Regions from separate parts of the Homo sapiens genome. Here all the other regions are linked to region 1. A link is a contact called in ENCODE Hi-C or POLR2A ChIA-PET data. All regions are on one chromosome and are shown on one strand. The core of a region is the stretch at or near the end of the contact, and the rest is flanking DNA. Distances in the headings are between cores, read along the strand shown. Region 1 holds the start of TWF1 (twinfilin actin binding protein 1). Region 2 overlaps GXYLT1 (glucoside xylosyltransferase 1). Region 3 holds the start of LINC00938 (long intergenic non-protein coding RNA 938).

Region 1 (4,059 bases), core at 858-3,357:
CTGACATTAGAAATGGACTGTGGTGCAGAAACTGAGACACAAAAAGTAAAAGAGGAAGAAGTCACATCAAAAAACATCTTTCTGTTTCCCTGATAGTCACATAATTCAGAATGAAATTAGGGGCCCATAGGGACCTGCACAAAATATGAGGAATCCAAGTTACCGTAAGATTTGAACTTGCTTCATATTAATTAATAGTTCAAATCACTGACAACACACAGTAAGTTTAAAAATACAACAGCCACTAATCCAGGAACAGAAAATATTTTAAAATATTTAACTAACCATTTTCAATAGATATTTTCAGAAGTCTGTACTTTCCATTTCTGGCTCTGGCAAAGATCTCTTTAACATCTTCACTTGCTGTGGAAAAAGATAAAGAAAGTAAACTTTTTATACTTACATATAAATACTTTCCTATCTATATTGGAAAAGTTAATTAGAATACAAAGAAAAAATCTGGAGCATGTAGCATCCTTATTATCAGTATTATAAAACTTTACCGCATAAAATAACGAAGACTGTATACAATTAAGAAATATAAATATTAGCATTTTAAAAGTATGTTAATAATTCTAATCTGTTTTAGCTACATAATTCTGTGCAGAAATAACACTGGGGTGAATATACTGAAGTTACTCAAACCCAATAATGAGCAAATTACAATTTTGAAAAACTTTTCTTGCTCTTTTGAAAAATATTGAAAACCTGCTTTCATTCTCTAATTCAGTTTCAAGCTTATGACAGACACTCCTTCATCAATTCACTTTCTGTATTTTCCCGTTAAAAACAACAGTATATATCAAATATCCTAACTTGTTTAAAGAAAAAGACAATAAAATGCATTCAGTCTTAACTCTGGTTATATTTTTCTAACTTGCATTTCTCAAAAGCTAGATTAAACTCATTGAATAAATATGTATTTAATAACTAACCCTTGTGTTCCTATTAAAGCTTCAATTTCGTTCTAATTTCGTTCCTGTGTTGTCTATTAGCAGCAAGAACCACTATGTAAGTAGGTAGTGCTTGCTATAAGGCTCAAGCATGAGAGTCAATAACTACATATTTATATATCGAAATTAATGCGGATAAATAAAACAAAGTTTTCAGATTTGAGACTATTTTGCTTCTGCGTGCGTGCAGGGGGATGTGTGCGGTGGTGTCAAAAATCTTTACGAATAAAACATACAATTAAGTGTTCATCTGGGAGAAAGACTCGCTATTAACAGTAAGAGCTTGAGTTTACACTAGAACTCGTTAAGTGATCGCGAGTAACCCGGGGATATATTATTTGACTCTTGATGAGGTGAGTACCTGCAGGCTGCCCAATTTCAAACCAGGAAATAATGGAGGTCAGATATAACTGCATATTGAACTGTCTGCACGCATTACATGCAACCATACAGATCAGTTTCCCTTGGGGAGTATCTAGGAAAAAGATCAAAACACACGCTTACACTCGAGATTTCTCAGAACATAACTCTCATTTTCCTATTTGGAGAGAAAATGCGGGAGAGTTTTGGGAAGCACCCCTACTGATGTGAGAAAGATTCTGGCATGGTTCTTTTTGTAATCAAAGTCCTGTAATATTCTCCTTTGGACCATGAAAAAGAAAACTCGCCTGGTTCTCGACAGCGTACTGAAGCCCCAGTCGCCTCCACTGTCCCAGCTCTTCCCTACGTGACCAAAAGGGGGAAAGTTGGGCGACTGTCGGGGACGGTGGAAGGCACGCCCCCTTCAACCAGGCCGCCTCGAAAGCCAATTTCCTTCGCTCCCCCGAATTTCGGATCAATCTGCAACGTGACGGCAGCAGGGACCGGGCTGGAGGAGGACGCAGGCCGGCAGCGCCCGGGAAGCAGGAGCGCGGAGAGGCGCCGAGGCCCGGCTCGCCCCGCGAGACCGACTTCCGGAGCTCCCGGCCCGACTCCAGCCCTGCCGGTCCTGCAGCCCTCCCGGCTCTCCCGGCTCTCCCGGAAGCCCCTTCCCTGCGAGTCGCGCCGGGCGCTGTTACCTTGGATGCCGGTCTGGTGGGACATGGCGGCGGCCGCTAGCTCCCGGCTCCGGCGCTGAGTGCAGCCAGCGGCCCCGGCCGGCGGCCCCAGGAAGTGGCTGCTCCTCCGCCGGCCCCGGCGCGTCATCCGCCCGCGACCCGCGGCCGCCCCGCCCCGTGAGGTTGACTGAGTGCCCGAGCGTCCCCGCCGCCCCGCCGCCCTTCCTGGCCGCCGGGCTGCGGTCCAGCCCCCGGCCTCGCTATCCTAGTTCTCTGCTTGGGGTCCTGCTTCTGCTCTTGCCGCCGCCTCTCCCGCTTCTTCCGGGGGGGACATGCCGCAGAATCTAGACTGCTCAGTGCTCCGACGTCTGCTCTCTGACAACCCCGCCGACGCCGCCATTCGCTGCCTCAGCAAAGGGGTGCTCAAAAACGGAAGTGATCATTTTACCAAATAGGCATTTTCCAGCTTAAAAAAGATGTGCACATTATTTTTCTTGGTTTACTCTTCCTATAATCGATACCGTTTAGTGTAGAAAAGCCTTCTCCTTGCTCCATTGTTTTGAAAGAATTAATATAGACTGCCTCTCATCAAATTTTTCCACGATTTTAAATTAAGTTAATCTCAGACTGTTAACTTTTCTTTTCAGCTGGACACATTTAGAGACTCAGTGTATCTTTCTCTTCACTCCGGAAAGAGACAGCCACTAAGAGATTAGCTGATTTGAGTATCCCTCTGTGGTCGATTATACCATTGCAAATCCTGCTCTGCTTTAGGTTGGCAGTTTATTATTTAATCCAGTAATTATTCAAAATTCACTTGGACAGATTTGTAAGGTAGCAGCAGATATTACTTAAAAATCTTTTCCTTTCCTGCTTTTACAAACATGTAGTTCCTTCCTGAAAGGTAATGTTAGTTTTGTGGGGGGTTTGGTTTTTTTTTGGTACTGCTTCTCTACTGCTACTAGGTGGGAAGCTAGTTCTTATTTTTAGGGCCTTGAAGTGACACATACACAAAATTATAATCTGCTAATGAAGAAATAATTTATTCAGGTCAATAATATAAGTGCAAGTTAATCACTGTTCCAGTACTATACGATGTATTTTTCATGAGTGATGAACAGGCCTGCAATTGTTTTTCTTTACAAGAATCACAGCAAACAAGGTTATGTTCTATTGCCTGTTATCTGAGCTCTGTTTTTCAGACATATTCTCATATTCAGGAATAAACTAAATCTGAGTTTTATGACTTGTATGGATTTAAGAAATGTAGGGAGGAGTTTCATTCTAATCAAATTCTTCCTGACACAATGGTTCACCCTGATTTACCAGTTTTTGACTACATTGCTGAGCAGAGAGAAAATTGCAGAGTTGACTTGCAGTATTTTGACTGATTCATGTCCTAGTGCTTCGGGGAAATTGCTTAAGGAAGTTGGCGTTGCTCAAAAGTATAGTTGAGCAAAATATAATCCTTCCATATTCGTGCTTGGGAAAGGCCACTGTATTCTCAGTCCTGAAGAAGAGGAATGTCTAGTTAGGTTGGGACCACCCTGACAGCCACCAGAAAGTGCTTATTTACTGCCAGTACAATAGTTTGACTTAAAAGCTGCAAGCGTCTTGGGTACCTTGCTCTGCTCTAGCCACAAATATTTTCCCACTTTTCTTCATCTATTGTGTCTCCATTTAGTGAACATTTGCCAGAGCTGTCATGAGAATAATACCTTAGATTTGTATGGTAGTTTACAGTTTACAAATAATATATAATAGACTTATTTTGAGTACCAACATCCTGTGTGACGAGCTGAAAAAAATAGCAGGTTTTGTTTTTTAACTTTAAGAGGTTTGGAAATTGAACCACAGAGTTGGGAAGTCAGCAGGTTTCAAGGCTAAGACAAGTGTCTGTAAGAAACAAACCATTTGAAAACAATGTATGCAGATAAGAGGGTTTATTATAAGGATATTGGAGGATCTTATAGATCTTGACAACTTGGTTGTCACCTCTGCTTTTCTCTTCTTTTTCTCCAAATAAGATCTCTCTGCTTGTGCAGTCAAAATGGCTGAATATGGCTACC
Region 2 (3,610 bases), core at 1,030-3,529, 1.7 Mb before region 1:
GGGAGCAGGGGAGAGGAAGAGGAAGGACTGAAAACAAATCCTAAGCCATTTTTAGTAAGCTGGTTTGGGGGTGGAGACAATGGTATGAAAGGAACATTTCTGAAATTATTTTAAATGACTGTAAGATTAAGCAAATGACAAAATGTGTTGATGACAGAAGTCAGGATTCTAACTGTGGAAGAAAGAAGATATAATATAGAGTAGAAGAAAGGAAGAGCCTTGGAAGAATGGCATGGAATTAGAGAATCAGGTGTGAACACATTAACATCATGTGTGCACGCTTATACTTCCTAGCTCTGCCACTGAAAAAGCTCAAAAGCAATGAGACCCTGGTAGCAATAAACATGCCTAATATCCAGAGCCTACTAAAGGGAACCAGAGCTCCTTTGACAGATGACTAATTTCAACAGTAGGGCAGGGAAAGTATAAAATAAACCTGGAATATTTTGTTGGAACAGAAAATAAAAGAGGTACTCAAAAAAAGTGATGAGGACATGTCAAAGGGACACAAGAAGTAGCCAATGGGGCTCCCAATGGCCATACCTGGAACAACTTTAGCATTAACATAATTAGAAGGAAAAATGAATTATAAATCATTGGAGGAACATAAGTATCAAAGGGTTCATACTGATTATATAAACATCAATATATGTGCAAAAGGGAGCGATCTTCCTTATAGACGCATGCCAAGTGTCAAATGATGTATGTGGAAGGAGTGCTATTGTTGAACAATCATCAATTTGCAAATAACATGGTGAAGATTGTTTTGGGCAAGAACCAACGATAGATGCTAAATCTTGTAGGAAAATTTTAATGAGAAGCAGAATGTTTACATGATTTTAAAAGGTTCTTCCCATAGGCTGCTTATAAGAGGAAAAATAACTACACTGTGGAGAAAATAAATGACATTTTGACTGACTGATCAAAATCAACATCACCAGTGAGGGGCAGACAAAAGGGACTATGACTATGAGGGCCTGAGAAGCACACATCACCACCTATACAGAATTCTGAGCAGGCATGTATATCCTGAACCTAATCGTAAGGAAACATTAGACAGGCCAAAATGAAGAACATTCTAATAAAAAAAGGGGTGAAGAGGCTCTATTGTCCAAATATGCCAATGTCATATAAGACAAAGACTGAGAAACTGTTCTAGATCAAAAGAGAGTAAAGCCATATGGATGGCAGATTAATGTATTCCATCAGTATTAAATTTTCTAGCTTGACATATGTACTGTGGTTAATAAAAGAGCGTCCTTATTCTTAGTTTAAAAAAAAAAACTGAAGTTTTTAGGGGTAAAAGAACTTAATGTATGCAACTTACAATCAAATTTAAGTTGAGTTTTCTGAAAAAACAACTACATTGTTTTCAGGAAAAAAAAATGTAGAGAGAAAACCAACGACAAAGCAAATAAGGCAAAATGTTAATAACAGATGAGGCTGAGTGTGTGTAAAAATTCTTTGTACTATTTTTGTAAACTAACCATTAGCTTGAAAGTATTTTCAAACAAAAAGTTAAAAAAAAGGAAAGGCAAATCTTACATTTCTCAGTGCTTCATAAACAGCTCTAAATGCTGGTTGCTTATCGTCATGGTAAACACCTCTGTTCCCATGAAGAATAAAGATTCCTCCTTCTTCTGCTTCTTGGCAATTGCTTCCATATATACAATGATCTGGTCGATAATTCCATTGACACGGAAAAACAAAAAGGCTTTCTACATAAAGAAAAGACCAAACAATGAAGCAAATACCCCTAATTCCACAGATGTAACATTATGCAAAACTTTCAGTTAAAAAATACAGCTCTTACAAGTAAGAATTAATGAAAAATGTCTGGCATTTAGATCTCTTCCAATTAAAGCAAAATTCAAGAAAAGTTTTACTCCGTCTTAAACATAAATAGCAATAATCATTAATATAAGACAGAATCAGATAAGTGCATGTTTTCCTTTTTCACTAAGTATTATCTGTGATTTTTTTAATGCAAATAAAAGGAATTTAAATAATTACCTGGATTATGAAAAAACACGATATTCAATAGATCTTGATCACCCCATGTGATGTTTAGTTTGTATTTTTTAAGCAATGGCATAAGTATATCTCCCCATTGTAGTCGTACAGTTGTCATATCATTCTGTTGATAAAAACATTCAAAAGAGCTTCAGACTTTCAGGCTTAAAATGGCAGCATGATGACAGTTCCTCATTCTTCCCACAGCAACCATTACAAATCCACAAAGAGAAATGCAAACTCCTCACAATATCAAGTGACATTTCTAACCCTAAATGTGAGAAGGGCTGTACAGTAAAACAGAAGATAACAAAAGGAAGTTGTATGTGGCAGTGACAAAACTAGTAAGTCACGAAAGAAAGCGAAAGTAACTGTGTCCTTATCTTAAAATGAAGATAGTTTTGGTACCTACGTCTGGGCCTACGTCAGAGTTGTTGATGATTAAAATTGTTAATATATAAATTTAAAGTGCTTGGAATAGCACCTGACACGTGGTAAATATTCAGTGTTAGCTATTATTATTTTTTACCATGATGGCTATTAGTCTGATTTATTTGCTTAACTTCTATAATTGGCAGTTCAAATAGATCATTTTGAAATTGATAAATCAAATTAAAAAATGCATACACAACTTAAGTTAAACACTAAAAAACAATATGATTGACAAAAATCAAGGCTGCAGAGGGAGTGGGGAAGATCAACAAAGAAGGAGAAATGTATGAGTTTTGTGTCTACTTGTAGTAAAAAATTCTCACAGAGAACTGGCCTTTTTATGATGGATTTTCCTATCCAAAAACATAGTGTATCTTTCTACTTATTTAAGTGTTCATTTATCTTATTAAATTTAAAACATATATATATATATATATATATATAATACATGTGTGTGTATATATACATGTATATATCCTGCCAATTTCTTTCAAGTTTGTTCCTATGTATGCTATTTCTTTTGAGGGTCTTCCATTTTATATTCTAAAAGGTTGCTATTTGTACATTAGAAAACGCAAGCAAAGAATTCTGTAAAGAGGCACCATGAATGACATATAAAGTCAAAGAAGATTTGCTGAGGAAAATAACTGGGTCCAGTCTAGCAGATGTATGCAGTCCCATAAACTCTCACCATCCCAGAGAGAGGCAAGTTAGGACTGGCAGCTTTGGCAATATTAAGACTGCACTCCAAGAAAGAGACCCTAGTCTCCTGATGCCTCTCATGCTACTGAAGAGCTGACAGATTCACCCAACCCATTTTAACAACTGTAAGCTTTGCTATCAGAATTACAACCCTGCTAACAAAAGTATTTTCCTATTCTTGGATATCAACTAATTGGCATATCAACACTGTTTTCAGGAGGAGACCATACTACGCTACTTGAGAAAGAACCCCTGGAGTCAGCCAGCACAGTAAATGGTTTGACTCTCCTTTTAAAAGCAGCAATTTCTGTATTTTAGTTTTCAACTCAGCCAAATTAACTATATATCCTTAATGTTTATAGTAGTTTTAATAGGTTGAGGTTTTCCAGGGATATAAATATGTCACGCAAATAATAATTCTACATCCTATCTAATTTTTATACCTATTTCTTTCATTTGTCTA
Region 3 (3,585 bases), core at 185-2,684, 1.9 Mb after region 1:
TAAATTCTATCCATCAGATATACTTTAGGACTCCATTTTGAAGATAGCCTCTTCTACAGAAAAGAAATTTTTAAAAGTCAATTCTCCAGTTTCTCATCACATCTTAATTTTTTTAAAAAGGCTTTTAAACACTAGTATCACTCCAAGTCTTTAGCCTTTGATACTTGCTCTGAAAACACACTATCGTATGTTTGTGTATGTACACACACACACACAACAGTGACTTAAAAGTGGCAACCGCCTCTTGAAAAGTAAAAATATGTCATCCCTCCATTCTGCCCTTAAATGAGAAATAAAGACAATAGATTTGCCCACTGCAGACTGGGATACCAGAAAAGACGTTCTAAGTCTCGCCTGAGACAATATTAACCTGCTATCTTAAGTCCCAACTTGGATGACTTAAATTTCAGTGTACGTGCCTCCGTTCCCACTCTTGCCCCATCAGCTCCATCAGCATCGTCATCCCCGGCTCGGATCCCGGCCGCGACCCGCCAGGGCCGCCGGAGTCCGCGAATACCGCCCGCTCCCAGCAACGAAGCTCCCCGGCTCCCGGCCGACCGCGAGTTCCTGGAGCAGCAGCCTCCAAGGTTCCCAAAGCCCACGATTCAGGCGAGCGGTGCCGACCGGGCCGTGGACTGTGGCATTTTAAAACTACAGAAGTCTCACTGCACGACTGGCGCGGCCGAGGTGGCCCAGGAGACCCTCCAAGAGATTCTGGTCAGCTGCCGGGAGCGTGGAAGAGCAACCAAAGCCACCAAGGCGCCGCGCCAAGTCCCCGGAGCAGTCACCTCAGCTTTCCGTTCTCCCTCTAGTTACAATTACTCCACAGGCTTCTGGCGCTTCCTTCGAGAAAATGAAAAACTAAAAACGCGTAGAGGTGGTAGAAGTCGTTGGCATTTTCCGTTTAATGTGATCCCCCAGGCTCCATCCCTTAAGTGGGGTTTCCAAACTCGGATGCATCCTCAGCAGAGGTTTTCCATGTTGACAGATCTCTCGCCTCCCACAAAATGGGGCCGGGGAGGCGGCCGCGGTCTCCTCTATGGGCGCCGCCATTTTGTGAGGCGGCGGCGGCGCGGCGGCAGGAGCCCGGGGTGTGTATAATGGTTGAATAGAATGACCCCCTCCAGGGAATCCCCGGCACTGACGGTTACGTAAGGGGCTGTGCGCAAGTGCGGCGTTTAGGGAATCCGCACAGCCCGGGCCACGCAGCTCCGAGGCCCACATCTCCACTTCCCCTAAGAGGACCGATGGGGGAAGGGACAGCTGACCGGGTCTTCCTCGCAGCAGCCTCACCCCTAGTCTTCCGCGGCCGGCGAGCTTCTCCACCTCCCCGGGCCGGGTCTCCGCCCCTCACAGGCTTCCGAGACACTCACTGGCCCTGGGTTGTCAGGATCTTCCTAGCCACAACCTTATTCCGACCCCACTTAAGAGACAAACTTTAGTTGGGAAATAAGTCCGTTTCCTAGAGTGAGCACCGGAAGCAAGCTGCACTATATTACATAATTTTTCACCTCCAAAGCAATGTTCCCATTGGAACGACTACCTGAAATAACCCATCCAGACCCCTACTACCCTGTGACCTTGGGTTAGGCAGTGACTTTGCCCGTGGTGGCCGTCACTAAAATGGGAATAATAATACGTTTCACGTACTGTAATCTTAATTAACATTTGTAGCAAAGAGCCGGCTCCAACACCCCTCGTAAATGCAAATTTAGGTGGTAGTATTTGTTGAGATGTTTTGACTCATTTAAGCAAAGGGTTTTTTTAACCTTCAAAATATTTTAAACGAGGATTACATTTAAGACATTTGAAAGCAAGGAAAAACGTTTTATTCGGTATTTATTTTAAACGCAGCAATCTTGAAGAGACCTTACTATAAAAATGTAAACCTTAATTATTATTGTCGAAGTTCGATAGATTGCTTCCCAACCAGTTTAGTTAGTTTGCATAACTTTGCTCATAGAATACTCCAGTTTGATATGTGAAGCCAACCAGCGGCAAGATGAATTAAGAGCATTACTCTATTTCCACAGAACTAGGACAGACAGTTCACATTGTATTTAACGTATAGTTTGCTAAAGTTAGCGTGTGGATAATTCATAGAAAATGTGCTAACCAGGCCCCAAAATACTAGCATACGGCTCATAAAAGCCGATTCCTTTAGATTTTACAAAAACAGAAGGTAACAAATTGACTTTATTCCGATCTGTGAATGTTGCGTAGCGTGAGGGGCTACCCCGGTGAGCTTCCTTTCCCTTCAGAGCGCCACACCGGTTCTGTCGGGCGGGCGGGGACTCCGAGGCGGCCCTTCCAACAGCCGGGCCGGGGACGCGAACATCGCCTCCACCCCTAACCCTGGAACAACCGGTAGTGGCCGTTTCCCCGCACCGCCCCCCTTTCCGCCGGCTTTGTGTGCGTGTGAAATGTGCGGCACATTGCAGACGAACCCTAAGCCCGGCGAGTCGAGTCTATTGTTCCCCGCGAGGATCTGCCGGGGCGGTGTGGAGCCAGGCGCAGTGCCGCGGCCAGCCCTCGGGGGTCGCTGTGTGGCACTGGCTGCCAGGCCGTGGCGGCGGCAGAGAGGGAGGCTGGCGGGGAGGGAAGCAGGCGGGCGGCGCGCAGCGGCTCAGCTGCCGCCGGTGCTTCTGCCCGGGGACGCCCCGGCCTCAGCGGCCGAGGCCGCGCGTGAATGTGTGCGAGGGCCCCGCGGAGCCGGGGCCGAAATACACGCTGTCACCGCGCTTTCCACAAACCACCACACAGACCTCCCCCTCCCCACCCCCAGCCCCGCCTGCCCTAGCCCCGCCGCCGCCGCCGCCGAAACTCTTGGGCCTCTGGCCGCCCAGACCCCTCACCATCGGCTCGCCTTGCCCGTCGCCCGCTCGCGCGCCCCCGGCAGCAGCACCATGTTGAATCGCGTCCCCGGGCTGAGCTGCCTCAGCCGGCGGCGCTGAGAGGCGGGCGAGAGCCGGGCCACGGGGAGGGAGGGAAGGAAGGGGTGGGGGCCGCGCTCGCCCCGCGGCTTCGCGCGGATCCGGCAGTCGCCTGCCCTTCTAGTTTCGCTCCGATTTCTTTAAACTTTTTTAGAAATTCCCCTCCCTCCTTCCCTCCTCTCCCCCTGGCCTCCTGCTCCCTCCTTCCCCTCCTCCTCCTCCTCCCCCTCCCTCCCTCCCTCCCTGCGCCGCCGCCGCCGCCGCCGCCGCCGCCGCCGCCGCCACCGCCGGCCCATGACTGAGCCCCGCCGCCGCCGGCCGAGGAATGGGCTCCGGGCTCTGGTAGGAAGCGCTGGGAGCGGGGGGCGCTTTTAAAACACCGATCTGGGTTTTTTAAAAACCTCCTTTGAAAAAATAATGGCAAACTCGACGGGGAAGGCGCCTCCGGACGAGCGGAGAAAGGGACTCGCTTTCCTGGACGAGCTGCGGCAGTTCCACCACAGCAGAGGGTGAGAGCAGAACCGGGGGGGCAGCGCCGGGGCGAGCCGGGGCGAACGGGGCTCTCCCGCCCGGGCCGGGCACGGGGTCCCGGCTGACAAGTGCGGGGCTTTTTCTCTCCCGCAGGTCGCCTTTTAAAAAAATCCCTGCGGTG

Evidence for each region. A loop is a pair of places that touch in the nucleus more often than their neighbours do. ChIA-PET counts read pairs that join two places held with the same protein, here RNA polymerase II (POLR2A). Pooled maps may share reads with other maps.
Region 2: a pooled map shows a loop between it and region 1 (4-fold over the local background). The contact joins the enhancer-like site here to the promoter of TWF1 in region 1. A Hi-C loop is called at or near these places in 5 of 50 pooled maps.
Region 3: a loop to region 1 is called in a map of naive thymus-derived CD4-positive, alpha-beta T cell, with 25 times the contacts of the local background. The contact joins the promoter of LINC00938 here to the promoter of TWF1 in region 1. A Hi-C loop is called at or near these places in 3 of 168 maps with a recorded cell type or tissue (CD8-positive, alpha-beta T cell and naive thymus-derived CD4-positive, alpha-beta T cell) and 11 of 50 pooled maps. POLR2A ChIA-PET finds 5 or more read pairs at or near these places in 2 of 52 experiments (activated CD8-positive, alpha-beta memory T cell and activated T-cell).

Annotation. Positions count from the first base shown.
Region 1 is chr12:43,804,210-43,808,268 of GRCh38, forward strand. TWF1 (twinfilin actin binding protein 1) reads right to left here and starts at 2,108. Exons shown (of 9, transcript NM_002822.5): 1 at 2,012-2,108; 2 at 286-363. The coding sequence starts at 2,036. It also overlaps a transcript of TMEM117 not described here. RefSeq lists a silencer at 1,804-2,283.
Region 2 is chr12:42,095,897-42,099,506 of GRCh38, forward strand. GXYLT1 (glucoside xylosyltransferase 1) reads right to left here. Exons shown (of 8, transcript NM_173601.2): 6 at 2,014-2,137; 7 at 1,546-1,718. Among named protein-coding and RNA genes, the nearest start is that of GXYLT1, 47 kb to the right of the region's middle. Within about 2 kb of position 2,280, at least 7 of the 41 ENCODE cell types and tissues checked have a DNase peak (open chromatin) inside an H3K27ac peak, as active enhancers do.
Region 3 is chr12:45,726,487-45,730,071 of GRCh38, forward strand. LINC00938 (long intergenic non-protein coding RNA 938) reads right to left here and starts at 1,435. Exons shown (of 1, transcript NR_028408.1): 1 at 1-1,435. It overlaps ARID2 (AT-rich interaction domain 2), which reads left to right and starts at 3,220. Exons shown (of 21, transcript NM_152641.4): 1 at 3,220-3,442; 2 at 3,558-3,585. The coding sequence starts at 3,351. RefSeq lists enhancers at 63-1,025, 731-1,450, 1,026-1,988 and silencers at 2,501-2,920, 3,431-3,585.